Regions from separate parts of the Mus musculus genome. Here region 2 is linked to region 1. Evidence: chromatin loops called from intact Hi-C (ENCODE). Cell type or tissue: gastrocnemius. All regions are shown on one strand. Links, peaks and the distances in the headings refer to the core of each region. The heading gives the core; the rest is flanking DNA. Region 1 has its middle 40 kb from the start of H2-M10.4. Region 2 overlaps Gm33257 (a long non-coding RNA gene).

Region 1 (8,373 bases), core at 93-8,092:
GATGGGTGGGGGTAGGCCCCAGGCAACAGAAATAGAATGGTAGGCAGGAAGGAGGCAGACTATGAAGACTATGAAGATATTGATGCTTCAGGTTCACGGTTAAATGACCTTGAACAATCCCACCTGTGCCACTTTATTGAAGTGTCCATGTAAAGATCCACAGTGAGTCAGTGTGGGAGCTCATGCCTTTAAGCCCAGCACACTGAGTTAAGGTGCAGGTGTATTATTCAGTGTTGGATGTCAGCTGGGTTTACATAGAGTTCCAGGCCAGCCAGGGATACATGGTGAGACTCTGTATCAAAAAAACAACAACAACAACAAAAAACTACGTTCCTCTGAAGATGCTCATGAAAACAAATCCTCTTTGATCCGGGGAGAGGGCTCAGAAGTGAGGGTCACTGGTTGCTCTTGTGTATTTTGATCATTCAGGCTTCCCAGATCACAAGTTGCTGAAACTTCATGGTTTCTGTCGCCCTCTTTTGGCCATTAAAGGCAACTGTAATACTGGCAAGCAAACACAAGGTGAAGGTGGGGGACTGAAAAATGAATGTGTATAAATTATCCCTTTGACATATTTCTGTGAACAGGTACATTCCTGATTTTCAAAACATCCAGAAAGCTAAGCAAGGATATACAAATGGAAAAGGTGAGAACATGCACAAAAGTTAACATTCTAGTTATTATTTATCATATCACTGTAATTTGGAAAATAGCTATTTTTCTCTTGAAATAGTCTGCATACAATCAGATAATAAAATCTTCATAAAGCAAATGTCTCAAAATTATGAGTTTTTTTTTTTTTCGAGACAGGGTTTCTCAGTATAGCCCTGGCTGTCCTGGAATTCACTCTGTAGATCAGGCTGGCCTCGAACTCAGAAATCCACCTGCCTCTGCCTCCCAAGTGCTGGGATTAAAGCTGTGTACCATCACTTCCCAGCAATTCTGAGTTCTTAACATGGCAATTACGGATTGATATCCACAAAAGTATAATTACTATTGAAATCCATATTTCTCTTTTCTTTTTTTTAAAAAAAGTTATTTATTTATTTACTTATTTATTTACATTCCAAATGCTGTTCCCTCTTCCTGTCCTCCCTTGAAGAGTTCTTCCCCAAATCTCCCCTCCCCTTTGCTTCTGAGAAGGCAGCCTTCACCCTGCATCCCCCCACCCTGGTGCATCCTCTCCCACTGAGGTCAGACAAGGCAGCTCTTGGCTACATATGTACTGGGGGCCTTGGGACAGCCAGTGTATGATCTTTGGTTGGTGGCTCAGTCTTCGGGAGCTCCCAAGTATCCAGGTTATTTGAGCTTTTGGTCTTCCTGTGGGTTTGCCATCTCTTTGAAGTCCTTCAACCTTTCCCCTAACTTTTCCTTAGGTGGCCCTGATCTCTGTCCAATGATTGTCTAATGTGGGTGTCTGCATCTTTCTCAGTCAGCAGCTGGGTAGAGCTTCTCAGAGGGCTACTATTCTAGGTTCCTGTCTGCAAGTATAACATAGCATCATTAATAGTGTGAGAGATTGGTACCTGCCCATGGGATAGATCTCAAAATGGACCAGTCGTTGGTTGGCCATTCCTTTAGTCTCTGCTCCATCTTTGTCCCTGCATTTGTCTTAGAAAGGACCAATTTGGGGTCATAAGTCTTGTAGGTAGTTTGGTGTCCCCATTCCTCCACTGAGTGTCTATTGGACGTGGTCTCTTCAGTTTCTGTATCCCCACTGTTGAGCATTTTGGCTAAGGCCACCTGGAGCCTCACTCATCTTGGGTCTCTGGGACTTCCTAGAGAATCCCCCAGCCCCAGCAACTGCAGATTTCCATTTATTCTCCTGGACCTTTGGGGCTCTCTTCTGTCTCTCCCCATGCCTGGTCCTGCCCCCCCTTCCTGTCTCCCTGTCCTCTCTCACCCAGATCTCTTGCTCTCTCTGCCTCCCATGACTATTTAGTTCCCCTTCTAAGTAGGATTCAAGCATCCTCACTTGAACCTTCCCTCTTGTTTAACTTCTTTGGGTCTGTGTGGTGTATCATAGGTGTTCTGAACTTTTCAGCTAATATCCACTTATCAGTGAGTACATACCATGCATGTCCTTTTGTGCCTGGGTTATCTCACTCAGGATGATATTTTCCACTTCCATTTACTTTGTGTTTGCCTGTGAGTTTCATGATGTTATTGTCTTAAATAGCTGAGTAGTATTCCTTGGATATATTTTCTGTGTCCATTCTTTGATTGATGGACATCTGGGTTGCTTCCAGTTTCTGGCTATTATGGCTAAAGCTTCTATGAACATATTGGCGCACATGTCCTTGGGGTATGGTGGAGAATCTTTTGCGTATACACCCAGGAGCAGTTTAGCTGGGTCTTCAGGTGTTTCCAGCTTTCTGAGAAACTGCCAGATTGATTTCCAGAGTGATTTTCTGAGTTTTCACTCCCACCAGCAATTGAGGGGTGTTCCTTTTTCATCACATTCTCACCAATATGGGCTCTTAACTTGAGTTTTTTTTTTTTATCTTAGCCATTTTGAAAATCCATATAATTTCTAGATCAGTGTAAAGATCCTGATGTCAAAGCATTTGATAAATGCTGACTTCCTGGCATCTAGGCATGTAGTTATAAGGACCATGAGGACAGACATCAGGTTAAAGCAATGTGTCCCCAGACACTGCTCTAAGGTAATGGGCCCCAGCATTGGATCTTATGCGGGGGAATCAGTACACTAGAGATGCTGCTCCCTGGAGCTAATTTTCCATTACCCAACACAACAGATCCCTGCCACTCACACTGGGCAGTTTTAGGGGAAATATTCAGCCTCACTGTGGTCTAGATTGTAAGCTAAAATGAGAGCAGTGCAGACTCAGCCGTGACCCAGCAGTCATGGTGATGAACCTTTGCCTTTCTCTCTCCCTGAAGCCAGTGGCTGCCTTGGCTTTGGGTGCTCTTATTCCTGCCCACCCCGAATCACCTTGCAGTATGCTGAAGAAATGTCTTCTCTTCCATGTCCCACATTATTGTGACAGCAGACATATGAGGAAGTGTCGGGTCCAGAGGGAAAATCCTCTGCAGAGCTGAGCAAGGGTGCCAGCTAAGAAGCTTCTCTGCTTTCCCAATCAGACCCTCCTCCTACCTCATCCAGGCAGGCCCCTGCCCTGGTCCTCTCCTGTTTTTTCACCTACTGGGTGTCTGGTCCAGCAGAGTCTGGTTGCCATCACTTGCCAACAATATCTCTGTTTCTCTACATCTTACTATACAAATCTGGGATCCTAAAGTTTTAGGTCATTATTTTTAGCTAAATCAACAACATTTACTTTGTGGTTTCACCCAGTGAGGGAGAGAGTACCAGGATACAGTCTGTGGTGGTTTGAATATCCTTGACCTAGGGAGTATTGCTGTAAGACCCCCTTTCGGGGACCCCCACTCTAGTCTCAGGAGAGAGAGTGCACCCAAAGAAACACGAGAATCTTCTTGCTGCAAACACATGAGGCAGTTTAATGACGGAGCTCCAGGTCGAAACATATCTCACGCAGGAGACAGTGGATTCGACCCCAAGGCTCGAAAGCTAGGGGTTTTTATGGGGTAAAGGGCTTAGGGGTGCGGAAATCAGCATAGCGACACACTATTGGCTTATTCAAACATCAGCAGAAAGAATATGTGCAGGAGTTCTGTGATTTGGATGTTTATCAATGCTAGCAGAGTATCTGGTCAGTTTGACTCAGTTCTGATAGCCCTGTTACGTCCTCACATTCCTCTTTATCTTTATGGTCAAGCTGTTCCCAGGAATGCTTTAACTATGGGCATGCCCAGGTTTGTTTTTCTTTATTCTCAGCCCCAGGCAGCCTCTAGGCTCACAAATAACCAGCAATTTCTGAGTATTTTATATGACTTACAGGTCTTGAAATGTCATCTTTCTTTCATTGCTATTTGGAGGTGTGGTCTTATTCGAGTAGGTATGGCTTTGTTGGAGGAAGTATGCCACTCTTGGGGTGGGCTTTTAGACCCTTCTCCTAGCCACGTGGAAGCCAGTCTTCTCCTGTTTGTCTTTGGAACAAGATGTAGAATTCTCTGCTCATTCTCCAGATCCATGCCTGCCAGGATGCTGCCATGTTTTCTGTCTTGATGAAAATGTTTGAAACTGTAAGCCAGCCCCAATTAGATGTTGTTCTTTATAAGAGTTGCCTTGATCACAGAGTCTCTTTATAGCATTAAAACCCAAACTAAGGCACAGCCAGAGGTTTAGATGGTGGAGAAAGAATAATGGAAGCAGTGCAGGCAGATCGTTCTTCAGCTTCTGTCTTATTCAGGATTTCTATTCCTGCACAAACATCATGATAAACAACAAGAAGCAAGTTGGGGGCAGGGAGGGTTTGTTTACTTACACTTCCATACTGCTTTTCATCACCAAAGAAAGTCAGGACAGAAATTTAGAAAATGCCTTACAACTAGATCTCATGGAGGCATTCCCTCAAGGGAGGCTCCTTTCTCTGTGATAACTTCAGCTTGTGTCAAGTTGATACACAAAACCAGCCAGCACAGCTCCCATCACTGAATGTGTTTGAGGATCCTGCTCCACTATGCCAAACAAAGGCAGGATCCAGAGTAACCTGGGTCATCATGCAAGATCAAGAGCCATCCTCATGGGCATCTCAAGCAGGGATGAGGAGGGGAGCAGCATTTGGGATGTAAATAAATAAAATAATTAATTCATAAAAGAACCATCTTCAAGCATGGGACCACAGCACCTCAGATCCCAGGCTCATGCTAATCTACCATATCTGTGTATCTACCAATATAGACTCCCTTCATCCAAATAGAGTGAAAGACATGCCTGGAACCTTCTCAAAAGGAAAGTTCCCTAAGTAAACAATATCTGTCCAAAGGTGAAACCTGCAGCCTTTGCCACACAGGGTAGGTAGATAACTTCATCCTGCTCACCAAGTAGGTATTTGCAACATATTTAAGAACCCTATGATATTTCTACTATAATATAAAGTGTCCCTTTTTTAACCCTTCTGCAGCCCACTACAGCAATGATAAACACTAAGCTCTCAGGAGAACATTTCCAGTTTGAATCCATGACCATAACCTTAACCAAGTCAAATGCTTACAGATTCCTCTAGAAAAATTTGAAGTAATATTAGTAAATGAGATTTGATAATGTTTACTTACAAGTATGAACAAGGAAAGACTTCTGAATGTAACAACATTCTCCTTTTTAAAAGTAAATGAAATGGGGCTGGAGAGATAGCTTAACAGTTAAGAGCACCAACTGCTATTCTAGAAGTCCTGGGTTCAATTCCACATCATGGCTCACCATCATCTGTAATGGGACCCAATACCCTCTTTTTCTGGTGTGTCTGAAGACAACTAGAGTGTACACATCTACATTAAATAAGTAATAAATAATTAAAAAAACCTTAAAAATGTAAAATCCACAACATCCACCCTGTGAACAAGTCTCACCCAAGAGCATGGATACAGCATTCTACAGATTCAATGATGTTTCACATTGCAGACTGTAGGTAGCACCTGTGTCAGCCTAGTGACATATTAGAGGTCAAAATCTACATTTAACTAGGGTAGTGACCAATGCTTTTTAAAAAATTAATTAATTAATTAATTTAATTTATTTATATGAGTAAATTGTAGCTATCTTTAGACACACCAGAAGAGGGCATCTGATCCATTACAGATGGTTGTGAGCCACCATGTGATTGCTGGGAATTGAACTCAGGACCTATGGAAGAGCAGTCAGTGCCCTTAATCGCTAGTCATCTCTCCAGTCTGTGACCAATGCTTTTAATCTCAGCACTCAGAATGAAGAGGCATGTGGAGTCCTGGTGAGACTCAAAAAGAACAAGATGATCTGAAGGTGTTTATAGACACATTCCCCCTGTAGCTGGAGAGATGGTTATACTGTACAGAGGATCAGACTCAGAGTCTGAAGTCTAGGAGCTCACAACCATCTGTGCATTCTCCTCCAGAGTTTCTCGTCTGGCCTCCACTGACAACTCTAATTCCCAATATCCACACATACACAGACACACAATCAAACACATGAATAAAAAAGTGAGTCTAACAATATTCTACTTGTACATTTCTGTGAAGTTTCATTTTCAAACTACACATAAAATTAAAAGGTTAAAAAGAATCAGTATAGAAGGGATCTCTAGTGGGAAAGATGAAGACAAGGACAGCAGAAATATCAACATCTATTATTGTCACCATATCATTAGATTTTGGAAAATAGTTGTTACCTTTTGTAAACATAATTATTCATGTGTTTATTAGATGGAATGTCTCAGAATTTTCAATTCCCAACTTTGTGAATGTTGATTGCTATAAGCCAGACAAATATTTGTAAACAATTTGTAAGATTCTGTAGATATCCAGATAACTCAATGTTTGAAGCTTCCTGACTCAGTGACTTCTGACCTAGACTCAGAGGATATTGTGGCCAGAATGAGGGGGACAATATCAGGGTAAATAACTTTTTCTCTAGGATTCCAGGCTCCAGAGCTGGATCTGAGCTGTAGAGGCAGGGCCCTAGAGAGTTCTCTTCTAGGCATTCATTTTTCCATGACCCAACCAAATATCCTCTATCACTACCTTTGGGAATTCTTAAGACAAACCAATTAGGCTCCTCCTTTCAAGATTATGAAATGAACACATAATAGCAGAGTCTCTGTCTCCACTCTTCAAATAGGATGAAGATGTATGTCACAGATTCTCTCATGCTACTCTTGGCTGTGCTGACCCTGACTAGCCATCCAGAGGGTGAGTGGGGGTGTTCATAGAGAAAAGAACTCAATGTGAGAAAGAAAAGGACTCCATCCCAAGGGGAGCAGTACCAGGAAAGTCTGTCTTCTCCCTAGCCCAGACAGACCTCCTGCTACTTTCTCCATTTTACATGCTGCCCTGCCCCTTGTTCCCTAATCCCAGCTATCCTCAGTGGCCAGGTTGTTGAGCACCATGGGGTCCTAGTGTAGGGTCAACATCTAAAATTCCACTGTACCTAGTGTTACACTGTGTTTGCTTTTTCCAAATTCTCTTGCCTTGGCCTCACTTCCTGGAGCACCCGTTCATCACTGTTGACTTTGTGGATGATATACAGTTGGAAGAATCAACAGCAGAGCAGGGACTCAAGGATGGAACATGTGCACCATGGATGGATCAGTAGAAGTCAGAGTACTGGGAGGAGAAAACACAGGAGGCTCTGTGTTTTCAGAAAGTAACTTCAGAAACTGTTCCACATCTACAACAATAGCATAACTGGTAAATGATCAGAAATCCCAAATTTATAGCTCTCCATGGGGTTGCCAGAGTTCCCCATGTCCAAAGTTTATCCTGGAAAATGCAACCCATCACTCAAGAGAGCCAAGGGGCACTCTCCTGAATTTCTGTGCACTTTAAGACCAAACCAGGCCACTTAGAAAGGACATAGGGGAGGGACTTAGTCTACTGAGGGCCTAATCAAGGGTTTTTGGCCTGTTGGAATGGCTGACAGAGGGGTCTTGTCCAGAATATCACACAATCCAGAGGAAGTATGGTTGTGATGTGTTGCCTCGAGGATACTTTAGTCATAATTCTTCAAAATAGCCTTCAATGACCACAATTACATCATGCTGAATTAGGGCCATCGTTGGCAAATCAGTTGAGATGCTCAAACAAGTGTATGAGGAGTCAAATTATACACAGTTTGTGAAGACTTATTTGGAGGTTGGTAGGATTATGGGAAGGAGATTTTGCTGAGAACAGGTAAGGACAGAAACTGCCTGGCTTTTTGTGATAAATCTTTTGCCTATATGGCACTGGTTGCAGTATGAAGTCAAGCGAAGCCTGGGCTATGCAGAGTTGTTGCTGGGTCCACCTGGGCTTTCACATTGTACCTTACCACCTCTGTCTATTTGGTATTCCTTTATCCCTATTCTTTCAATGGATCATGTGGTCAAAAGATCTCAGGCAATTTTAGGACCTTGTCCAGTGTCTGTGCTGTTCTTTCATGTGGGCACTTAGCCTGTTCAGGCCTGAGTCTAATGTTAAATTGTGTCATGTTGCCATTCATGTTTCAACAGGAATTATACTTATTCTCAGATCTGTGTATGAGTCTGGTGTTTTCTGCTGTCAACTGTCACTGACAGTAGTAGGAACTATTTCTCTTGTTGTCCCACAACAGATCTCTGTGCTATTCTATCACAGTTGATAGAGTCAAAGCATTGCTTGTGACAGCCCTGGGTTTATAACACCCAGCACATGGTATTACCAGCACAGAGGATCTTTCGTCAACAGGATGTTTGCGCGTTCATGATCATCCTGGGCTACATAACTGAGGACATGTTCCAAAATGAAAACTTAATAGTATATGGTGGACATACCTCGTCTATG
Region 2 (8,373 bases), core at 20-8,019, 110 kb before region 1:
AAGGCACAGATGAGAGCTTCTAGTGTTCCTGCTTGTCCTAATCGCTCTTGCTGACTCGTGTCAATTTGGCTGAGTCCTGGTCATTCCTGCAAGTTTGTGCCACCACTGCTGATTGGTGTTTGGTATCTGGACTCTACAAACTGAACTGCTGGTAGATTGCTGAATATTTGAAAGTGTACTGAGCTGTTGTTGTTGATTTGTGAACTGAATTGCTTATCTGACAATGTCGATGGGATTTGCTCCAAACAACTATCTCTATACAAGCCCACTTTCCTGAATCCTAATAACATTTCTTTCCCACTACCTCTGGTTGGTGGTGGGCTAGAAAGGGTATTAAAGAATTTAAGAAACTATTAAAAGTCAGGTTGAGAAAAATGTAAGCCTACACTAAATCATCTTGTCACCCCTCCTGTGGGCCTGGGTACCAGAGGTTTTCCATGTATGTCTCTGTCCAGGACTGGTGCGAGGGTTCCAGGGAAAGGAAGTGAGTGCAGGCAGGGAGATGAAGTCTCTGCCTTGCCTTCCAGGTCCCTCGGTAACTGGGAGCCACTCTGATCTGAGTCAGATCCGGCTGGGCTGAAGGAAAACCAGCAAGGAGTGCAGCGGGACCCAAGTGTTACATACAGCTCTTGGAACAAAAGACTCGGATGAGGGAGTAGTTCTTTTTTAATTTATTCTTTTTATTAGATATTTTCTTTATATACATTTCAAATGCTATCCTGAAAGTCCCCTATGCCCCTATATGTTCCACATATAGGGGTTGCAGACCCCTTCAGCTCCTTGGGTGCTTTCTCTAGTTTCTCCATTGGGGGCCCTGTGATCCATCCAATAGCTGATTGTGAGCATCCACTTCTGTGTTTGCCAGGCACTGGAATAGCCTCACACGAGATAGCTATATCAGGGTCCCTTCAGCAAAATCTTTCTGGCATATGCAATGGTGTTCGGGTTTGGTGGCTGATTATGGGATGGATCCCTGGGTGGGGTTTTCTGGATAGTCCATCCTTTCATCTTAGTTCCAAACTTTGTCTCTGTAACTCCTTTCATGGGTATTTTGTTCATTTTTCTAAGGAGGAATGAAGTATCCACCTATTGGTCTTCCCTCTTCTTGATTTTCTTGTGTTTTGCAAATTGTATCTTGGGTGTTCTATGTTTCTGGGCTAAAATCTACTTATCAGTGAGTGCATATCTAATGACTTCTTTTGTGATTGGGTTACCTCACTCAGGATGATATCCTCCAGATACATCCATTTGTCCAAGAATTTCATAAATCCACTGTTTTTAATAGCTGAGTAGTACTCCACTGTGTAAATGTACCATATTTTCTGTATCCATTCTTCTGTTGAGGGGCATCTGGGTTCTTTCCAGCTTCTGGCTATTATAAATAAGGCTGCTATGAACATAGTGGAGCATGTGTTCTTATTGCCATTGGAATTTCTTCTGGGTATATGCCCAGGAGAGATATTGCTGGATCTTCCGGTAGTATTATGTCCAATTTTCTGAGGAACCTCCAAACTGACTTCCTGAGTGGTTGTACAAGCTTGCAATCCCACCAGCAATGGAGGAGTGTTCCTCTTTCTCCACATCCTTGCCAGCATCTGCTGTCACCTGAATTTTTCATCTTAGCCATTCTGACTGGTGTGAGGTGGAATCTCAAGGTTGTTTTGATTTAAACTCAGACACTATTGCATACACCAGCAAAATTTTGCTGAAAGGACCCTGATATGGCTGTCTCGTGTGAGGCTAGGCCAGTGTCTGGCAAATACAGAAGTGGATGCTCATAGTCATCTATTGGATGGAACACAGGGCCCCCAATGGAGGAGCTAGAGAAAGCACCCAAGGAGCTGAAGGGGTCTGCAACCCTATAGGTGGAACAACAATATGAGCTAACCAGTATCCCCAGAGCTTGTGTCTCTAGCTGTATATGTAGCAGAAGATGGCCTAGTTGGCCATCATTGGGAAGAGAGGTCGTTTGGTCTTGTAAACTTTATATGCCCCAGTACAGGGGAATGCTAGAACCAAGAAGTGGGAGTGGGTGGGTAGGGGAGCAGGGCGGGTGGAGGGTATAGGGGACTTTTGGGATAGCATTTGAAATGTAAATGAAGAAAATATCTAATAAAAAATTGAAAGATAAATAAATAAATAAAAAGAATCTACTTTGAACTTAGCTCTTTTTTCTTTTTCTTTTTCCTTTTAAAAATTTTTTCTGTTTTTTAGTTTTTCTTTTTTTATTAGATATTTTCTTTATTTATATTTCAAATATTATCCCCTTTCCTAGTTTCCCCTCTGAAAATCCCCTATCCCCTCCCTTTTCCCCCAACTCCCAAACCAAGCCACTCCTATTCCTTCCTGGCCCTGGCATTCCCCTATACTGGGGCAAAGAAAGTTCACAGGACCAAGGGCCTCTCCTCCCATTGATGACTGACTAAGCCATCCTCTGCTACATATGCAGCTAGAGCCACAAGTCTCACCATATGCTTTCTTTGATTGGTGGTCCCAAGGAGCTCCAGGGGTACTGATTAGTTCATATTGAGGTTCCTCCTATGGGACTGCAAAACCCTTCAGCTCCTTGGGTACTTTCTCTTGCTCCTTCATTGGGGACCCTGTGCTCTGTCCACTGGATGACTGTGAGCATCCACTTCTGTATTTGCCAGGCACTGGCAGAGCCTCTCAGGAGACAGCTGTTATCAGGCTCCTGTCAGCAAGCTCTTGTTGGCATCTGCCATAGTGTCTGGGTTTGGTGGTTGTTTATGGGATGGTTCACCAAGTGAGGCAGTCTATGGATGGTCGTTCCTTCAGTCTCTGCTCTGAACTTTGTCTCTGTAACTTCTTCCATGGGTATTTTGTTCCCCCTTCTAAGAAGGATTCCGAGTTTCTGGGCTAATATTCACTTATCACTGAGTATATATCATGTGTGTTCTTTTGTGATTGAGTTACCTCACTTAGGATGATATCCTCCAGATGCATCCATACTGAAAGTCTTTAGTTGTGCAGAAGAGATGTAGGCATTGTTTCATTTGCTTATCTTGGGTCTGAGGAGAGAAAACAAGGGGAAATAGGAGAGAGTGAAAAAGGGAGAAGAGACTTCTTGAGGTGGGTAGATCATGAAAGCCTGGCTCTGAGTGCCAGCCAGTTGTAGTAGGAGAGGCTCAGATGGAACATGGGAAGTCGTATCTCCAGGTTATTGATAGAGAAGTAGATAAAATAGCATAGAAGGTTGATATCTTCCCAGCTCTTGTGCTTTTAAGGCTTATCATGAACATAAGTGTTTTGTGTCTTTTATTTGGGAGCTAAATAATCAAAGGTGTTTAGAATCCTCCCAATCAATTTTAACGACCCTACACAGCCATACCTGTCTAGTTGTTCTATCCATGTGAACACCAGTGAGTTTGTGTGGGTTTTGTAGACTAGGACAAGGTCACCCCTATCAAGGCCATATTGAAACAGCACCCTGCCAAGCCCTTTGCACAAGTGATGCTATGTTAGAGGCTCCATTCTGACCTAAGAATCCAGCATGGAGACCCCTAACACCTGCCAAAATGAGAGCAAAACCAAATCCATCATAGTCCATAGGTCTGGGAAAGTGCCTGACTATACTCATGTTACATTTGGCCTTTGTAGCTCCATTCTTTGCTAACAGTTCTTGCTAACCGAAGGGTGTCAACCAGGATTTGTATGTGTGTGTGTGTGTGTGTCTGTGTGCATAAAAACCTTTTGGCTATATCATTTGGGCCAGTTCACTCTATAGCTATGCCCAGACTTTCTTTATACATCTGATATCCAGGCTCTGATATTACAAACAGAGAGAGTGTCTTAGAGCCCTCTGTCCTGAACAAAAGCCATGAGGATCAGGGCTCACAGACACTGAGTCTGCAAAGTAAGACAATATTAGTTAAGGTTCTCTATAGAAACAGAACATGGAATAAATATATGTTTGTATATGTTATGTGTATATATATGTATGCATGTGCATTTTTGCATATGTATATATGAGTATGTGCATGTGTGTGTGTATTTATATGTAGGGAGTGACCCTGTTTAAATGTTAACTGCCTTGTCAACCATAAGTGCTTACTTACAAATTTTTGGCCCTAGTGGAAAAGTACTAGCTTAGTTGAGATTTCTGTGGGAAATGTTGAGGCCCCTGTAGGAAAGTACTATCCTCAGTTAAGAACAAATAGCTATAGATCTTGTGGACAGGACCTAGCAACTCATTCTGTTCTGTTCCTCCTGCTGAACTTTTTACCTAGCCAATATCCTGCTTTTGGGAACAGGTGGGTTCCCCCAGAATCAAAGCGATTCTGCGTCATCCCCCTCCCCATATCCTGCTTCTGTGGGCATAAAACCTGCCTGGGAAAAATAAAATTTGTCAGTTTGATCAGAGGGCTTTTTTTTTTTTTTTTTTTTTTTTTTGACTTGCTGTCTGTTCTTTGTGTTTCCTTGTTCTCCAGTCTCTCCACAGGTGTTTCCCCAGACCCTGTTCAACTGTCCTGCGGGTCGGGACAAACTGGTGCCTGAACCCCAGGAGATCACAGAGGAGAGAATGCCGCTCTTCATTGGAGGGTAGGCCTACCTCTCATCTTGAGAAACGCCAGAAAGTGACTTTGGTTCCACATGACGCCACTGAGCAACCTATCTTGAGACAGTCTGGGAGGAATAAATAAAGGGGCGCAGATCTTAGGAGAAATACGGTAAGACATGCCACCCCCCCCCCCTTTTTTTTTTTTTTTTTTGAAACGGTCACTTTTTGTGATAGGGCTCAAGGAGTCACTCAAAACGCAAAGAACTAGGGTTAATAAAAAGTATTTAATATAATTTTTAGATTTTGTGTGAGATATTTGTCCATGGTTCCCCCAAAAGGGAACAATTGATGAGAAACACTGGCGCAGAGTTGGCGATTGCTTTAAAGATTATTATGAAGCATTTGGATCTACAAAGATACCCGTTACTGCCTTTAGCTACTGGTTCCTCATTAATGATAGTTTTAGATTCCCAGCATTTAGTGTCCGAGGGGGAGCGATTTGTTAAGGAATCCGCCTCTCCCCATCCTCCACCACCGCAGTCGCTGGAAGAGCAGTTTCTTAAAAAACTGGTCCCCTGTCCTCTGCTAACCTAGCGATTCATACAGTGCCGCCTTCCCCTTTAAGGGAAGGATCCTTGCCCGCTTCACCCTCTGTAAGTGATGTTATGGATCTTTCCTTGCCTCCACTTATGGAGGAAATTAGGATGGCTGACCTTTATCCTTCCCTCATTAATTTTGGTAACGAGCTGCTACCCGCTGAGGAGGAGGCTCTCATAGGAGAGGTAGCTCCACCCAAACCCGCCACAATCGCCCTGGCTCCTCTGCTGAGAAATGTTGCTACACTCCCATCTTTCTGCCACAACCCTTTGGGATTTTAGATGCAGTTTTTGATCCGTCTGCCATGTCCAGTGCCCGCCATCAGTTAATTGCTGAGGTGGCATTTCTGCGCAACATGGTAGAAACCGGAAATGAGCAAGTGCGGCTGCTCAGAGCTCTCCAGCAATTAGAGGATGAATGGCTTGATCTAACACCTCCCCACCCCGCCCCTGCACCTGCCTTTCATGTGCACCTACAGTTGCTGCTATCCTGGAGCAATGTGTCTTCCTGAGATGTGTTCTGTGCAGGCTGTGTCAGTCGCTCCAAATCACATCGTATTTGACCTGACTGACATTAATTTGAATATTGTGGATTTCTTTTCTGCTGCCTTTTCTGCTGGCAGTGAGTTCCAGGGCCAGCTGTGTTTCCCCTGCATAGGGTAATAGGAGTTACTAAGGGGAACTGTTTGCGAAGCTACCTCGGCCCCTAGGTATTGTTTTTTAGAATTTTTCTAATTTTTAGCAGCTGTCCTGAGATTCTTGAGTTTGAAGACATTTAAAACCCCTGCTCTGTAAGCATCCTCCTCCACAGCTAACTGGCTGAGCCAATCCAAAGGTCCCTCCCTCCCTTCTGCTCTGTTTGCAGCTGCTGCTTAATGATCCCCTTATACAATTTGTTAGGATGCATTCCTTGGTTTTCCCCAAAATTTGACTCCTTGAAGGCTCATTGGTGTTTACAGATGGTTCCTCAATAGGCAAAGCTGCCTTTGTTGTATAAGATCGGGTTACTTCAATGCAGTCCCCATATTCCTCTGCCCAGCTGGTGGAATTGTTTGCAGTCCTTCAGGTTTTTAAAATGTTACCAATGACCCCATTTAATTTGTATACTGACAGTGCTTACCTGGCTCATTCTACTCCTGTTTTAGAGACAATCCCTTATATTAAGCCTGCTTCCACTGCTTCCAAATTATTTGTGGAGATTCAATCCCTAATTATTAAAAGGACAGTGGCTTTTTTTTTTGTGGGACATTTGAGAGCCCATTCTGGCCTGGGTAGTCCTCTGTCGCATGGAAATGCCCTGACTGACGAGGCCCCTTGTGCAGCATTCCCTGCCCTACTTGATTCCATAGATTTGGCTAACCAGGCTCATGCTTTGCATTATTTAAATGCCTCTACCTTAAGCCAAATGATCAAGATTTCTAGAGATCAAACAAGAGAAATTGTTAAGTCCTGTGGTGGATGCACCACTCTGCTGCTGGTTCCTCACCTGGGAGTTAACCCTTGGGGACTCATCCCTAATGAACAATGGCAGATGGATGCTACCCATTTTCCCTCCTTTGGAAGGTTAAAATATGTGCACGTTATAGTTGATACCTATAGTGGATTTATACACACATCTCCCCTTTCTGGAGAGGCATCGCATGATGTGATAACACATACTTTACAGGGCATGTCTGCCATAGGAAAATCACAGATCATTAAAACTGACAATGGCCCCAGTTATACAGGAACCACGTTCCAACAGTTTTCTTCCCAGTTTGATATTAAACATGTCACTGGTCTTCCCTATAATCCTCAGGGCCAGGGCATCATAGAACGAGCCCATCAGACTCTAAAAAATATGCTTCAGTGGTTGACTGAAGTTACAGATGCTTATTTCCCCCTTGACACCCCGAAATGGGCTTAATTATGCTCTCTTTGTTCTTAACTTCTTGTCCCTGGATAATGAAGACAGGTCGGCAGCTCACCTCCTGTTGCATCCTAAGTCACAAGATTCTCACAATGGAAAGATCCCTTCACTGGACAGTGGAAAGGACCAGATCCCATCCTTATATGGGGACGAGGGTCTTCTTGCATTTATGACAAAAAATAAATAAATAAAAATGCTGGCCCAAGATGGCTACCAGAGAGACTACTAAAAGCTGTAAACCCGTCTGTGTCCAGAATGGAGCAATCATCTCCTCCTGAGACAAATCTCTTTTCTTTTTCAGATGCTGCTCCAGACGAAGATACTCATGATCTTGTGGCTGACTAGAATAACCACCAACCTTCAACTGCCTCCCGCCCCCAAATCTCCTAATAATAGGCACCTCCTTTGGAATTACACTTGGATGGACCTCTCAGAGAGAAATGATGTTGTTTGGACCCCTTGTAAGACCTCTACCAATTTGACTCATTCTTTTTACAGCAGGGAGGACTGTGTGCAGCTCTTAAGGAAGAGTGTTGCTTTTATGTAGATAAAACAGGAATGGTTAAAGAGAGCATGAGAAAAGTAAGAGAAGGCTTAGAAAAAAAGACAGAGAGAAAGAGAGAGAAAAAGAAGAGAGCTGGTATAAAAATTGGTTTTCAACCTCTCTGTGGTTGTCAATCTTATTTCCTTCCATTTTGGGACCGTTAGTTGGATTGTTTTTGCTTCTTTCTTTTGGTCCCTGGGCCCTTAATGGACTTACCAGTTTTCTGAAACATCAGATAGATGATTTGGCAGCAAAACCTATCCAAGTATATTATCATAAGTTAGCTACTGAGGACCAAGAGATTGGAGACGAGGTTGTTATTCCCTCCAGGGTGTTCCCAAAGGCCATCTCCACCCAACCTAAGGAAGGCGACTCCAGCCCCAGCACCAAGTAGCAAGGGGCCATCCAGAACCCCTCTGACTGGTGATCTAAGTTTTTGCTTGGGCTGTGAGGCAAAGCACTGCAAGGGAATGTAAAGCAAAAACTAAAAACATTTTTCTGGGTTCCCTGAGGGACAAGCCTGACTGCATAGGGGTTGATATACAAAAATTATCCCCTCTCCAGGAAAAAAGACATCAGGATAAGTATGGTCCCCATGCTTCACTGGACAACACCAGGAGGATGGGAGCCATTACAAGATCCCCTTTAGTCACTTGAGGTCAGGCCTCTATCCTTGCCTTAGCAAAGAATAAAATCGCCATGGTCCTTCTATACTAAAAGGAAGGGGGAGATGGGAGCCACCCTGTTTAAATGTTAACTGCCTTATCAGCCATAAGTGCTTACTTACAAAGTTTTGGCCTTAGTG

Evidence for each region. Hi-C counts contacts between places; a loop is a spot of excess contacts. Peaks named below come from ENCODE experiments on the same cell type or tissue, not always from the same donor. Only the 100,000 strongest peaks of a DNase experiment are listed, where the experiment ranks them.
Region 2: it touches region 1 in a loop (4-fold over the local background); 23 of 42 quality-filtered maps call a loop at or near these places.

What each region holds. Positions count from the first base shown.
Region 1 is chr17:36,418,088-36,426,460 of GRCm38, forward strand. No RefSeq gene overlaps it. Among named protein-coding and RNA genes, the nearest start is that of H2-M10.4, 40 kb to the right of the region's middle. In gastrocnemius, for the core only: a CTCF peak has its summit at 487 (motif pointing left); a DNase peak (open chromatin) is centred at 442.
Region 2 is chr17:36,310,105-36,318,477 of GRCm38, forward strand. It overlaps Gm33257 (a long non-coding RNA gene), which reads left to right. Exons shown (of 4, transcript XR_385570.4): 3 at 4,449-4,688; 4 at 7,326-8,373. Among named protein-coding and RNA genes, the nearest start is that of H2-M10.1, 12 kb to the right of the region's middle. In gastrocnemius, for the core only: no CTCF peak of the experiment used is centred there; DNase peaks (open chromatin) are centred at 4,542, 5,130 and 5,503; H3K4me3 peaks cover 1,179 bases; H3K27ac peaks cover 566 bases.